Regions from separate parts of the Homo sapiens genome. Here region 1 is linked to region 2. Evidence: chromatin contacts called from ENCODE Hi-C or POLR2A ChIA-PET data. All regions are on one chromosome and are shown on one strand. Each heading gives the region's core, a stretch centred on a gene start or an enhancer-like site at or near the end of the contact. The rest is flanking DNA. Distances are from core to core; before and after follow the strand shown. Region 1 holds the start of LINC02773 (long intergenic non-protein coding RNA 2773). Region 2 overlaps SPATA45 (spermatogenesis associated 45).

Region 1 (6,367 bases), core at 819-3,318, 170 kb after region 2:
CAGACAGTAGGATTTCTAAGGAAGAGTTAAGAGGGTAGAGGTGGTGGACTGTCTCTCTGTGATTGTTGTTTTCCAGGAACTCAGCTTGTTGCCAGGGAGATGTCACACACTAGAATGTTCCCACTGACCAGCAAGGGAACTCTGGAATGACTCATGTGAGGACCTGCCCCAGGAAAGGGAGGGTTATGGCCTAAAACCACACCACCCCCCTCATTGTATCAAACTCCATCCTTTTCAATGACAACTTCAGCCCCTCCCCTTCCCCCACCAGGAAGCCTTCCTAGATGAACCAGAAGCACTGTCTACCCCAAGCCACCCTCACACCTCCAACACTTCATTTGCATATGTGGTTAGCTTTTTAATGATATCAGAGCAATCTGTGAACAGCTTCAGCAGGGGGCCCTCTGGCAGAATTGAATAAATTGGACGGTTAAAGACCTGATTGAGGCCAGGTTTGTTGGCTCACTCCTGCAATCCCAGCGCTTTGGGAGGCCTAGGAGGGAGGATTGATTGAGCACAGGAGTTTGAGATCAGCTCCAGGCAACATGATGAGATCCCCATCTCTAAAATATAAAATAAAAATTAGCCAGGTGTGGTGGCAGGCACCTGTAGTCCCAACTACTCAGAAGACTGAGGTGGGAGGATCGCTTGAACCCCAGAGTTCGAGCCTGCTATGAGCCATGATTGTGCCACTGCACTCCAGCCTGGGCAACAGAGTGAGACCCTGTCTCAAAAATTAAAAAAATATATATATGACTGAGAGCCAGCTTGGTAAAGCCTTCAGAGCCAATGTGCCCTGCAGTCCGTCAACACACATGGAATGATTGCGCACTGGGGAACTGCAGTGCAAGACAGAGATGTGGAAGAAAGACTTGACTCTCAGAGATAGAAAAGTCAGGAAAGACACAAATAAAAACCCCAAAGAACTCCCAGACACAGACCTCTACAAACTGACTTGTTAACCTTTTGGGCCCGATCACAGCAGAAGCAAGGGCTCCACACCATACGAACCTGGGTCAAGGCTAAGGTGCCGGGGCCGGCTTCTTCTCCTCTGCTCAAGCAGGCTTTATATGGAGCACACTCTCTCCAGGACACAAAACAAGAACCATGCCCCTTCCACCCTGGCCCCCCTTACCCTCTCAGAAGGGGCTCCCTGGCCTAGCAGAGAGCAAAAGGCTACAGGTCTCACCACTGAAAGCTGGGCACCACCCGCCCCAAAGCAGAGAAGTGGAGGAGAGGACACTAGGTAGCTGCGCTAGCAGGGTTGTGCATGAAGCCAGCACCTGAGAGAAGACAGGAGGGAGGCAGAATTGAAGCCAGAGGCGGTGGTTTTTGGTGGTCACTATGGCCCACTCTAATTACTATGCACCAGGCGAGAGTCTGTGCTGGGTGCTCCTGAACATACAGATATGCAAGACACGGCCCTTGGGGGTGGGATGTCCTATAGGAGAAATTAGCCAAAAACGCAAGGCTGCCTGCATTGAATGCCAAATGATGGACACACACCATAAGTGTCAGAGGAAAAGAAATAATATTTACTGAGTACTTACTATGTGTTAAAGCACCTGTAAATGGTTTAGATGTATTTAATTTTTCCAACAGCCCATGAAGTGATTACTGGTATTATTTCCACTTTATGGATGAGAAAATTGAGGCTCAAAGAGTCTTAAAACACTTGCTTGGTGTCACACAATTTTTCATGGTAGATTCAGATTTTCAACTCAAAATTCTACCTCTCCAAGTGCGCGCGCGCGGACCCACGCACATGCATGGTTTTCTTGATGGGAGAGGATTTTGGGAAAGAGAGGTGACACCAGGCACGGGACTCTGGCTCCTACGCATAACTTATTTTTGACACATAGAGGGAACTTCGACGGCTACGTTTTCAAGCAGAGGGATGTCTTCTAACGAAGAGTTCATTTTTGATGTTTAGTTGTGCAGTCGTTAAGTCTGCGAGTTGCGATCCTGCTTCAGTTGTGCTGTGGGAGCGCAGTGGCCCAGGACTGGCTGGCCCGGCTGGGGAGGAGCCCAGGGAAAGAGGAAGGGAGGGCAGGGGAGGGGAGAAGCAGCTGTCCCCGGGCTGCCTGGGAGTCACTGGGGAGTCCTAGCCCGCCCTTGGGCCTAGGGCTCCCTGATGCGGCCTCCACTCTTCGCAGGGCCAGGGGGCGAGGAAGGAGGAGGGAGGGAAGAGGGAAGCTGGGGAGTGGGAGAGCGTCCTCCACGACCGCTTGGGTCCTCCGCGGGGCAGCCTCGGGGAGGGTGGCTGCAGGGCCCGGAGTCGCCTGGATCGCAGCGCCATCTCGTGGCTGCTGGCAGGTCTGCCTTGGGCCCTCTTGGCACAAGGCAAGGAAACAGGAGCTCTTCCCATCAGTGACAGGTGCCCGCCGGCCCGCAGTGAGTCCCAGGGGGCTTTCTCCTGCGTCAGGGAGCCAGGAGGGGAAGGGGGCATGGGTGCTGGGACCAGATTTCCCTGACTCTGTGCTCCTGGGTAAGGACTGATTGTCAAGAGTGGGCTTCCAGTTCTACCCCAGGCCCTGAGGGTCTTGTCCTTTTGCTGGGAGCCCCCACCGTTCTCCCCTACTCCCTCCTGTCTTCTCAAACGATAGCATAATGGAAGAAATCATCCTTAGAGTATGCAGGCCAGAACCCTGCCCCGTTGCGTAAGAGCTGTTGTCCCCGCGTCTCTCTGAGCCTCAACGGTTTTATCTGTTAAAGGGCATAATAACACCAGGAGAAGAATATATTGTAAAGCCTCTAGCACAGTGCCTTCAAGTAGTAGGAACTTAATCCATCCTTGAAGGCGACATCATTGTCAGTGGTTACAACAGGTCTCAATGTTGCGGAAGCTCATGCTTAGCAGATGGTAGGTGCCCTGGGAATATTGCAAACTAGTAGCGATGTCTTCTTAGCTCCAGCCCGAGAATGGGACAGTCCTAGTGCTAGATGTTTGCCTAGTTTCATAGATGATAACAATCCAGCTGGTCTTGCAAACCTAGTAAAAATAGCTGTCTATTCTACCCATCAGCCCAGGAGAATGCTCCAGTGTCACCAGTGACTCCTGCTCCCACATCTGCCTACAGGAAGCCCTCTTGGAACAAAAGCATCTCACTTCTGGGAGGCATCAAGGTAGTGAGGGGAGAGGGCAGTGGTGTGGGTTACACAGACCTGGGGCTCCCTTACCAGGTGAGGACCTGGAGCAGGCCACTAACCTCTCCAAACCCCATGTTTGTCATCTGTAAATCAGGGATATTATTATACTTCCCACCTCTTTAGGCTTGTATGGAATTGAATGAGATTATTAATGTAAAACACTTAGCACGGTGGTTTTAGTGTGCATCAGCATCACCTGAGGATTTATTAAAATATGAGTTGCTGGGCCCCACCTCAAGTTTCTCAAGCTGTAGGACCGTGGTGTGGCTCAATAATTTATTTGCACTTCTAATTTGCATCTCGGGGGATGTTGGTGCAATCTGTCCAGGAACCAGGCTTTGAGAAGGACTAATCTGGCACATACTAGATCTGCAATGAATTTTTTTATTATACTTTAAGTTTTAGGGTACACGTGCACAACGTGCAGGTTTGTTACATATGTATACATGTGCCATGTTGGTTTGTTGCACCCAGTAACTCATCATTTAACATTAGGTATATCTCCAAATGCTATCCCTCCCCCCTCCCCCCACCCCACAATAGGCCCCAGTGTGTGATGTTCCCCTTCCTGTGTCCACGTGTTCTCATTGTTCAATTCCCACCTATGAGTGAGAACATGCGGTGTTTGGTTTTTTGTCCTTGCGATAGTTTGCTGAGAATGATGGTTTCCAGCTTCATCCATGTCCCTACAAAGGACATGAACTCATCATTTTTTTATGGCTGCATAGTATTCCATGGTGTATATGTGCCACATTTTCTTAATCCATTCTGTTATTGTTGGACATTTGGGTTGGTTCCAAGTCTTTGCTATTGTGAATAGTGCCGCAATAAACATACGTGTGCATGTGTCTTTATAGCAGCATGATTTATAATCCTTTGGGTATATACCCAGTAATGGGATGGCTGGGTCAAATGGTATTTCTAGTTCTAGATCCCTGAGGAATTGCCACACTGACTTCCACGATGGTTGAACTAGTTTACAGTCCCACCAACAGTGTAAGTGTTCCTATTTCTCCACATCCTCTCCAGCACCTGTTGTTTCCTGACTTTTTAATGATCGCCATTCTAACTGGTGTGAGATGGTATCTCACTGTGGTTTTGATTTGCATTTCTCTGATGGCCAGTGATGATGAGCATTTTTTCATGTGTCTGTTGGCTGCATAAATGTCTTCTTTTGAGAAGTGTCTATTCATATCCTTCACCCACTTTTTGATGGGGTTGTTTTTTTCTTGTAAATTTGTGTGAGTTCGTTGTAGATTCTGGATATTCGCCCTTTGTCAGATGAGTAGATTGCAAAAATTTTCTCCCATTCTGTAGGTTGCCTGTTCACTCTGATGGTAGTTTCTTTTGCTGTGCAGAAGCTCTTTAGTTTAATTAGATCCCATTTGTCAATTTTGGCTTTTGTTGCTATTGCTTTTGGTGTTTTAGACATGAAGTCTTTGCCCACGCCTATGTCCTGAATGGTATTGCCTAGGTTTTCTTCTAGGGTTTTTACGGTTTTAGGTCTAACATTTAAGTCTTTAATCCATCTTGAATTAATTTTTGTATAAGGTATAAGGAAGGGATCCAGTTTCAGCTTTCTATATATGGCTAGCCAGTTTTGCCAGCATCATTTGTTAAATAGGGAATCGTTTCCCCGTTTCTTGTTTTTGTCAGGTTTGTCAAAGATCAGATGGTTGTAGATATGCAGCATTATTTCTGAGGGCTCTGTTCTGTTCCATTGATCTATATCTCTGTTTTGGTACCAGTACCATGCTGTTTTGGTTACTGTAGCCTTGTAGTATAGTTTGAAGTCAGGTAGCGTGATGTCTCCAGCTTTGTTCTTTTGGCTTAGGATTGACTTGGCAATGCGGGCTTTTTTTTGGTTCCATATGAACTTTAAAGTAGTTTTTTCCAATTCTGTGAAGAAAGTCATTGGTAGCTTGATGGGGATGGCATTGAATCTATAAATTACCTTGGGCAGTATGGCCATTTTCATGATATTGATTCTTCCTACTGATGAGCATGGAATGTTCTTCCATTTGTTTGTATCCTTTTTTATTTCATTGAGGAGTGGTTTGTAGTTCTCCTTAAAGAGGTCCTTCACATCCCTTGTAAGTTGGATTCCTAGATATTTTATTCTCTTTGAAGCAGTTGTGAATGGGAATTCACTCATGATTTGGCTCTCTGTTTGTCTGTTTTTGGTGTATAAGAATGCTTGTGATTTTTGCACATTGATTTTGTATCCTGAGACGTTGCTGAAGTTGCCTATCAGATTAAGGAGATTTTGGGCTGAGACAATAGGGTTTTCCAGATATACAATCATGTCATCTGCAAACAGGGACAATTTGACTTCCTCTTTTCCTCATTGAATACCCTTTATTTCCTTCTCCTGCCTGATTGCCCTGGCCAGAACTTCCAACACTATGTTGAATAGGAGTGGTGAGAGAGGGCATCCCTCTCTTGTGCCAGTTTTCAAAGGGAATCCTTCCAGTTTTTGCCCATTCAGTATGATATTGGCTGTGGGTCTGTCATAGATAGCTCTTATTGTTTTGAGATACGTCCCATCAATACCTAATTTATTGAGAGTTTTTAGCATGAAGGGTTGTTGAATTTTGTCAAAGGCCTTTTCTGCATCTATTGAGATACTCATATGGTTTTTGTCATTGGTTCTGTTTATATGCTGGATTATGTTTATTGATTTGCATATGTTGAACCAGCCTTGCATCCCAGGGATGAAGCCCACTTGATCATGGTGGATAAGTTTTTGATGTGTTGCTGGATTCGGTTTGCCAGTGTTTTACTGAGGATTTTTGCATCGATGTTCATCAGGGATATTGGTCTAAAATTCTCTTTTGTTGTTGTGTCTCTGCCAGGCTTTGGTATCAGGATGATGCTGGCCTCATAAAATGAGTTAGGGAGGATTCCCTCTTTTTCTATTGATTGGAATAGTTTCAGAAGGAATGGTACCAGCTCCTCCTTGTACCTCTGGTAGAATTCAGCTGTGAATCCATCTGGTCCTGGACTTTTTTTGGTTGGTAAGCTATTAATTATTGCCTCAATTTCAGAGTCTGTTATTGGTCTATTCAGAGATTCAAGTTCTTCCTGGTTTAGTCTTGGGAGGGTGTATGTGTTGAGGAATTTATCCATTTCTTCTAGATTTTCTAGTTTATTTGCGTAGAGGTGTTTATAGTATTCTCTGATGGTAGTTTGTATTTCTGTGAGATCGGTGGTGATA
Region 2 (5,854 bases), core at 1,148-3,647:
GGCGACAGAGCAAGACCCTGTCTAAAAAAATAAGTAAATAAAAAAGTGAAGCGTGGGGTGGGAGGCTTGGTGGTGGTTGTGGTGTTATTTTATAGAAGGCAAAAAGAGAAACTGGCAAACGTGATTGTGAATACTGGCTTCTGAGTCAAAAAGACAATTGAAAGTATTTTTTCATTTGTTTGTAGGACAGCAAGAATCACTTGACAATTGGTTTGTGACCATAATGGCATCTATAAACAGAACCATTGAAATAATGAAAAAACATGGAGTAAGCAAACAACATCTCCTGGAGGAGATAAACAAAAAGCGTGAATCCAACTGCTTGGTGGAACGAAGCAATCAAGTCAGCTTACTGAGAGTTCAAAAGAGGCACTTCCCGGATGCCTATCAGTCCTTTACTGATACCACAACCAAAGAGCCTGTTCCCAACAGTGGCAGGAGCTCCTGGATCAAGCTGAGTCTCCTTGCTCACATGGAGAGAAAGCACTTTCCACCAAAAAGTAAGAAGTTATCATAGGATTTTTTTTTTTTTTTTTGAGATGGAGTTTTGCTCTTGTCGCCCAGGCTGGAGTGCAGTGGCGCGATCTCAGCTCACTGCAACCTCCACCTCCCGGGTTCAAGCGATTCTTCTGTCTCAGCCTCCCAGGTAGCTGGGAATACAGGCACCTGCCACCACGCCTGGCTAATTTTTTTGTATTTTTTAGTAGAGACGGGATTTCACCTTGTTGGCCAGGCTGGTCTCAAACTCCTGACCTCAGGTGATCCACCCACCTCGGCCTCCTAAAGTGCTGCGATTACAGGCATGAGCCACCACACCCAGCCTATGATAGGATTCTTTTTTTGTTTTTTGAGACAGAGTTTTGCTCTTGTTGCCCAGGCTGGAGTGCAATGGCACGATCTCAGCTTACAGCAACCTCCATCTGGATTCAAGCGATTCTCCTGCCTTAGCCTCTCGAGTAGCTGGGATTACAGGCATGCACCACGAAGTCTGACTGATTTTTTTGTATTTTTAGTAGAGACCGGGTTTCTTCATGTTGGTCAGGCTGGTCTTGAACTCCCAACGTCAGGTAATCCACCCACCTTGGCCTCTCAAAGTGCTGGGATTACAGGCGTGAGCCACCGTGCCCGGCCTATGATAGGATTCTTAACCAATGTATAGGAATGATTTGTAGGTATTCCTAAAAATTAGGAAGAATTTCTGGGATTGAAAGAGGTCCCCTGAGTATTGCCCTGGTATAGCATAAAGGCAATCTGTTTGAAGGTAAAAGTGTCATTAAACTAGGCTGGTGGATTGTAAGATCTATTATAGACCAGAGACTCTCTTTTTTTATGCATACAGAATCCCAGGCCTCAGCTTCAGGCCATCTCATTCAGTAGACTCTAGGGAGGTGCCTGGAAATCTGCATTCTCAGCAGACTAAGGTGATGCTGATGCCAATGGCCTGAGAACCACATTTTGATAAGAGTTGTTATAATAGTTACAATAGACCACAAAAACTTCAGAAACCTGCTATCTCGTCAATTTCTCTGGCCTTTACAAACATTTCATGTGCAAAATTGAGGTGCAGTGGAGATCCTTTTGATGACAAATATCACACAAAAAGCCCTAATAAAATGTGGAGAGGCCGGGCGCGGTGGCTCACACCTCCAGTCCCAGCACTTTGGGTGGCCAAGGCAGGCGGATCACCTGAGGTCAGGAGTTTGAGACCAGCCTGGCCAACATGGTGAAACCCTATCTCTACTAAAAATGCAAAAATTAGCTGGGCGTGGTGGCACGCACCTTTAGTCCCAGCTACTTGGGAGGCTGAGGCAGGAGAATTGTTTGAATCCCAGAGGTGGAGGTTGCAGTGAGCCGAGATCACTCCGGTGTACTCCAGCCTGGGCGACAGAGTGAGACTCCTTCTCAAAAAAAAAAAAAAGTGGACGAAGGTTGTTGGGGGCAGGGGATGGCATGGTGGTGATGGTGGTGGTATTATTTTATAGGAGGAAGAAGGGGAGCTGATAAATACCTTCATTGTGAATACTTGTTTCTTAGTCTAGGCAGGCAGCTGAGATAGCATTTTTTCATTTATTTGAAAAAAAGAGAAGGGGGTGTGTAATCATATCTAATACAACCAACAAATTATTAATTTAGATCAGAAACAAAAGAATCACCACACTTGAGATTTCAATTCTTTGATGTGGCTGTGACTTTACACTTGCCCAGTGCTCTTAGGAAGTGGAGTAGAGTGTGATACAGTGTGGTGTAGAAAGCTGAGATTCTCCACTGTGTTTAGAGTTAATTTGTAACAGTCATGTGTTTGTTTTATTCAAAAATAACTCTAGGGCTGGGCAAGGTGGCTCATGCCTATAATCCTAGCATTTTGGGAGGCCGAGGTGGGCGGATCACCTGAGATGAAAGGAGGAAGTATTACGTCTCACTTTAAATCAAAAGCTAGAAATGATTAAGCTTAGTGAGGAAGGCATGGCAAAAGCCAAGATAGGCCAAAAGCCAGGCCTCTTGTGCCAGTCATTTATCCAAATTATCAATGCAAAGGAAAAACCCTTGAAGGAAATTTAAAATTCCCTTTAGTGAACACACAAATGATAAGAAAGCAAAACAGCCTTATTGCTGATAGGGAGAAAGTTTCAGTGATCTGGACAGATGAACCCAGCCACAACATTTCCTTAAGTCAAAGCCTAACCCAGAGCAAGGCCCCAACTCTCTTCAATTCTGTGAAAGCTGAGTCTCTCTGTCACCCAGGCTGAAGTGCAATGACGTGATCTCAGCTCACTGCAACCTCTGCCCCCAGGTTCAAGTGCTTCAGCCTCCCAAGTAGCTGGGATTGCCTGCCACCACGCCTGGCTAATTTTTTTTTTTTTTTTTTTTTGTATTTTAGTAGAGATGGGGTTTCGTCATGTTGGCCAGACTGGTTTCAAACTCCTGGCTTCAAGTGATCCACCCATCTCGGCCTCCCAAAGTGCTGGGATTATAGGCTTGAGCCACTGAGCCCGGCCAGGAGGCCATTATTCTAAGTGAAGTGACTCAGGAATGGAAAACCAAATATTGTCTGTTCTCACTTATAAGTGGGAGCTAAGCTATGAGGATGCAAAGGCATAGGAATTATATAATGGACTTTAGGAACCCCAAGGGAAAGAAAGGTAAAAGAGGGGCAAGGAATAAAAGACTATATGCTCGGTTGATGGGTGCACCAAAATCTCAGAAATCACCGCTGAAGAACTTACCCATGTAACCAAAACCTACCTTTACCCCAAAAACTACTGAAATTAAAAATAAACAAAAGAAACCACCCTATCTAAGCAGCACTCCTCAACACTCTATAATCCCTTACCCAGCTTTCTTTTTTACCACAGTGTTTATCACTCCCTAATGAAGGCTAGGCTCCTTGAAGGCAGGGATGGTATCTGCTTTTTTCACCACTTTATCTTCAGTCCCTAGAACAGTGTCTGGCACAAATTAGGAACTCAGGAAACGTTTCCTGGCTGATTGAATAAATGTTGGGACATGGAATATACTTTCCCAGAAGTAGTGGTAGAACTTACCTCATTCCTCTCGAGACCAATAGCTATGTCCTTGGGCAATGGCTCACAAACCTAAGAGTTTCTCACAGCAACCTTAGTTGGTTGCTGTGGAATAATCTTTAGAAATGCAGGAGGGTAATAATACAGTAATTTTGCTGGACATATTCAATACGAATTGGAAGGCACTGTACTCCTTTCCTTTGCATACCTGTGCAAGAGGAAGAAACACTCATTTACTCTTTATTCATTCAACGAATATATATCAGTGCTTACTTGATGTCAGGCACTCTTCTACGTGCTTGTCAATACAGTGATGAATAAAATCTTGCCTCAAAAAGCTTAGGTTTTGGTGTGCTGGCTCATGCCTGTAATCCTAGCACTTTGGTAGGCTGAGGCAGGAGGATCCCTTGAGCCCAGGAGTTTGAGAGTAGCCTGGGCAACATAGAGAGACCTCTTCTCTATTTCTAAAAAAAAAAAAAAAAAAAAAAAAAAGCTTAGATTTCACTGGGTAGAGAGCCAGATAAACAAGTTAAAAAATAGTACATTTCAGCCGGGCACAGTGGCTCACGCCTGTAATCCCAGCATTTTGGGAGGCCGAGGCGAGTGGATCACCTGAGGTCAGGAGTTCGAGACCAGCCTGACCAACATGGTGAAACCCCACAAAAATTAGCTGGGCATGGTGGTGCATGCCTGTAATCCTAGCTACTCTGGAGGCTGAGGCAGAAGAATCACTGGAATCCGGGAGGAGGAGGTTGCAGTGAGCAGAGATCGCGCCACTGCACTACAGCCTGGGCAACAAGAGCGAAACTCCGTCTCAAAAAAAAAAAAAAAAAAAAGGAAGTAAATGTCCGATCAGATAGTGATAAATGGGTAAGAGCTATGGGGAAACAGAAAACAGCAGGGTGGGGGATAGGAAGTGTTGGATGGAGGGTGTATTGCTGCCCATATAACTATATGGGGATTACTATCCAGGGCATGAGGGATGACCCAGGACTCCTGGGTTCCTTGAGGAGTCCAGTGTAAACAGGGATAAGGGACAGAATGAGATTAGTCCTGATGGTCGAACCTAGCGGTGGTCTAACCTGGTGGGGAGGCCTGTGTGTTGAGGGGAAGTAATGTTACAGATTTTGCATAGAGTATTTGGAGTTCTGGGTGATCCTCTTTGCTTCTATTAATAGTGACGTGAAGACTAGGAAAGAAGTTCTCTTAGTCCGAGATTTCCAGGCCCTCTTTTCAATCTTCCACTTGGAGATGTGGAGCCCAAAAGGGGGGCAGTTTATTTAAATATATAGAATTAAAAACACCTGGGTTCAAGTTTTGCCTCTGTCATTGACTAGTATCATGCTTTTAGTAATTTGAGGTTTTTTTTTTTTTTTTTAGAGGCAGAGTCTTGCTCTGTCACTGGGGCTGGAGCGCAGTGGTGTGATCATAGCTCACTGTATCCTCAACCTCCTGGGCTCGAGCGATCCTCCTACCTCTCAGCCTCCCGAGTAGCTGGGACTATAGGCATGTGCCACCATGCTTGGCTAACTTTTGTATTTTTTTAATAGAGTCTGGATTTTGCCATGTTGCCCAGGTTGGTCTCAAATTCTTGACCTCAAGCAATCTGCCTGCCTCAGCCTCCCAAAGCGCTGGGATTACAGGCGTGAGCCACCGTGCCCAACCATTTGGTGTTTCTTTCTTTCTTTTTTTTTTTTTAATTTATTGAGACGGAGTCTCACTCTGTCACTTTGTCACAGGCTGTAGTGCAGTGGCTCGATCTTGGCTCACTGCAACCTCTGCTGCCCGGGGTTCAAGCGATTCTCCTGCCTCAGCCTCCAGAGTAGCTGGGATTACAGGTGTGCACCACCACACCCAGCTAATTTTTTTTGAGATTTTTTCTTGCTCTGTCACCAGGCTGGAATGCAGTGTTGCGATCTCGGCTCACTGCAACCTCCACCTCCCGGGTTCAACTGATTTCTCCTGCCTCAGCCTCCTGAGTAGCTAGGACTACAGGCGCATCCCACCACACCCAGCTAATTTTTGTCTTTTTAGTAGAGATGGGGGTTTCAACATGTTGGCCAGGATGGTCTCCATCTCTTGACCTCGTGATCCGCCCACCTCAGTCTCTCAAAGTGCTGGGATTACAGGCGTGAGCCACAGCGCCTGGCCGCCATTTGGTGTTTCTTTTTTTTTTTTTGGAGTCGGAGTCTTGCTCTTTCGCCCAGGCTGGAGTGCAGTGGTGTGATCTCGGCTCACTGCACGTTCCGCCTCCTGGGTTCAACCGATTCTCTTGTCTCAGCCTCCTGAGTAGCTGGGACTACAGGAGCGCGCCACGACGCCCGGCTAATTTT

The links. A loop is a pair of places that touch in the nucleus more often than their neighbours do. ChIA-PET counts read pairs that join two places held with the same protein, here RNA polymerase II (POLR2A). Pooled maps may share reads with other maps.
Region 1: a loop to region 2 is called in a pooled map, with 2.2 times the contacts of the local background. The contact joins the promoter of LINC02773 here to the enhancer-like site in region 2. A Hi-C loop is called at or near these places in 1 of 37 single-sample maps with no recorded cell type and 2 of 50 pooled maps. POLR2A ChIA-PET finds 5 or more read pairs at or near these places in 3 of 52 experiments (A549, PC-3 and activated T-cell).

What each region holds. Positions count from the first base shown.
Region 1 is chr1:212,661,346-212,667,712 of GRCh38, reverse strand. It overlaps LINC02773 (long intergenic non-protein coding RNA 2773), which reads left to right and starts at 2,068. Exons shown (of 4, transcript NR_183483.1): 1 at 2,068-2,394; 2 at 3,026-3,126. RefSeq lists silencers at 229-448, 2,004-2,313.
Region 2 is chr1:212,830,519-212,836,372 of GRCh38, reverse strand. SPATA45 (spermatogenesis associated 45) reads left to right here. Exons shown (of 3, transcript NM_001024601.3): 2 at 186-500. The coding sequence starts at 224. Among named protein-coding and RNA genes, the nearest start is that of SPATA45, 14 kb to the left of the region's middle. Within about 2 kb of position 2,397, at least 7 of the 41 ENCODE cell types and tissues checked have a DNase peak (open chromatin) inside an H3K27ac peak, as active enhancers do.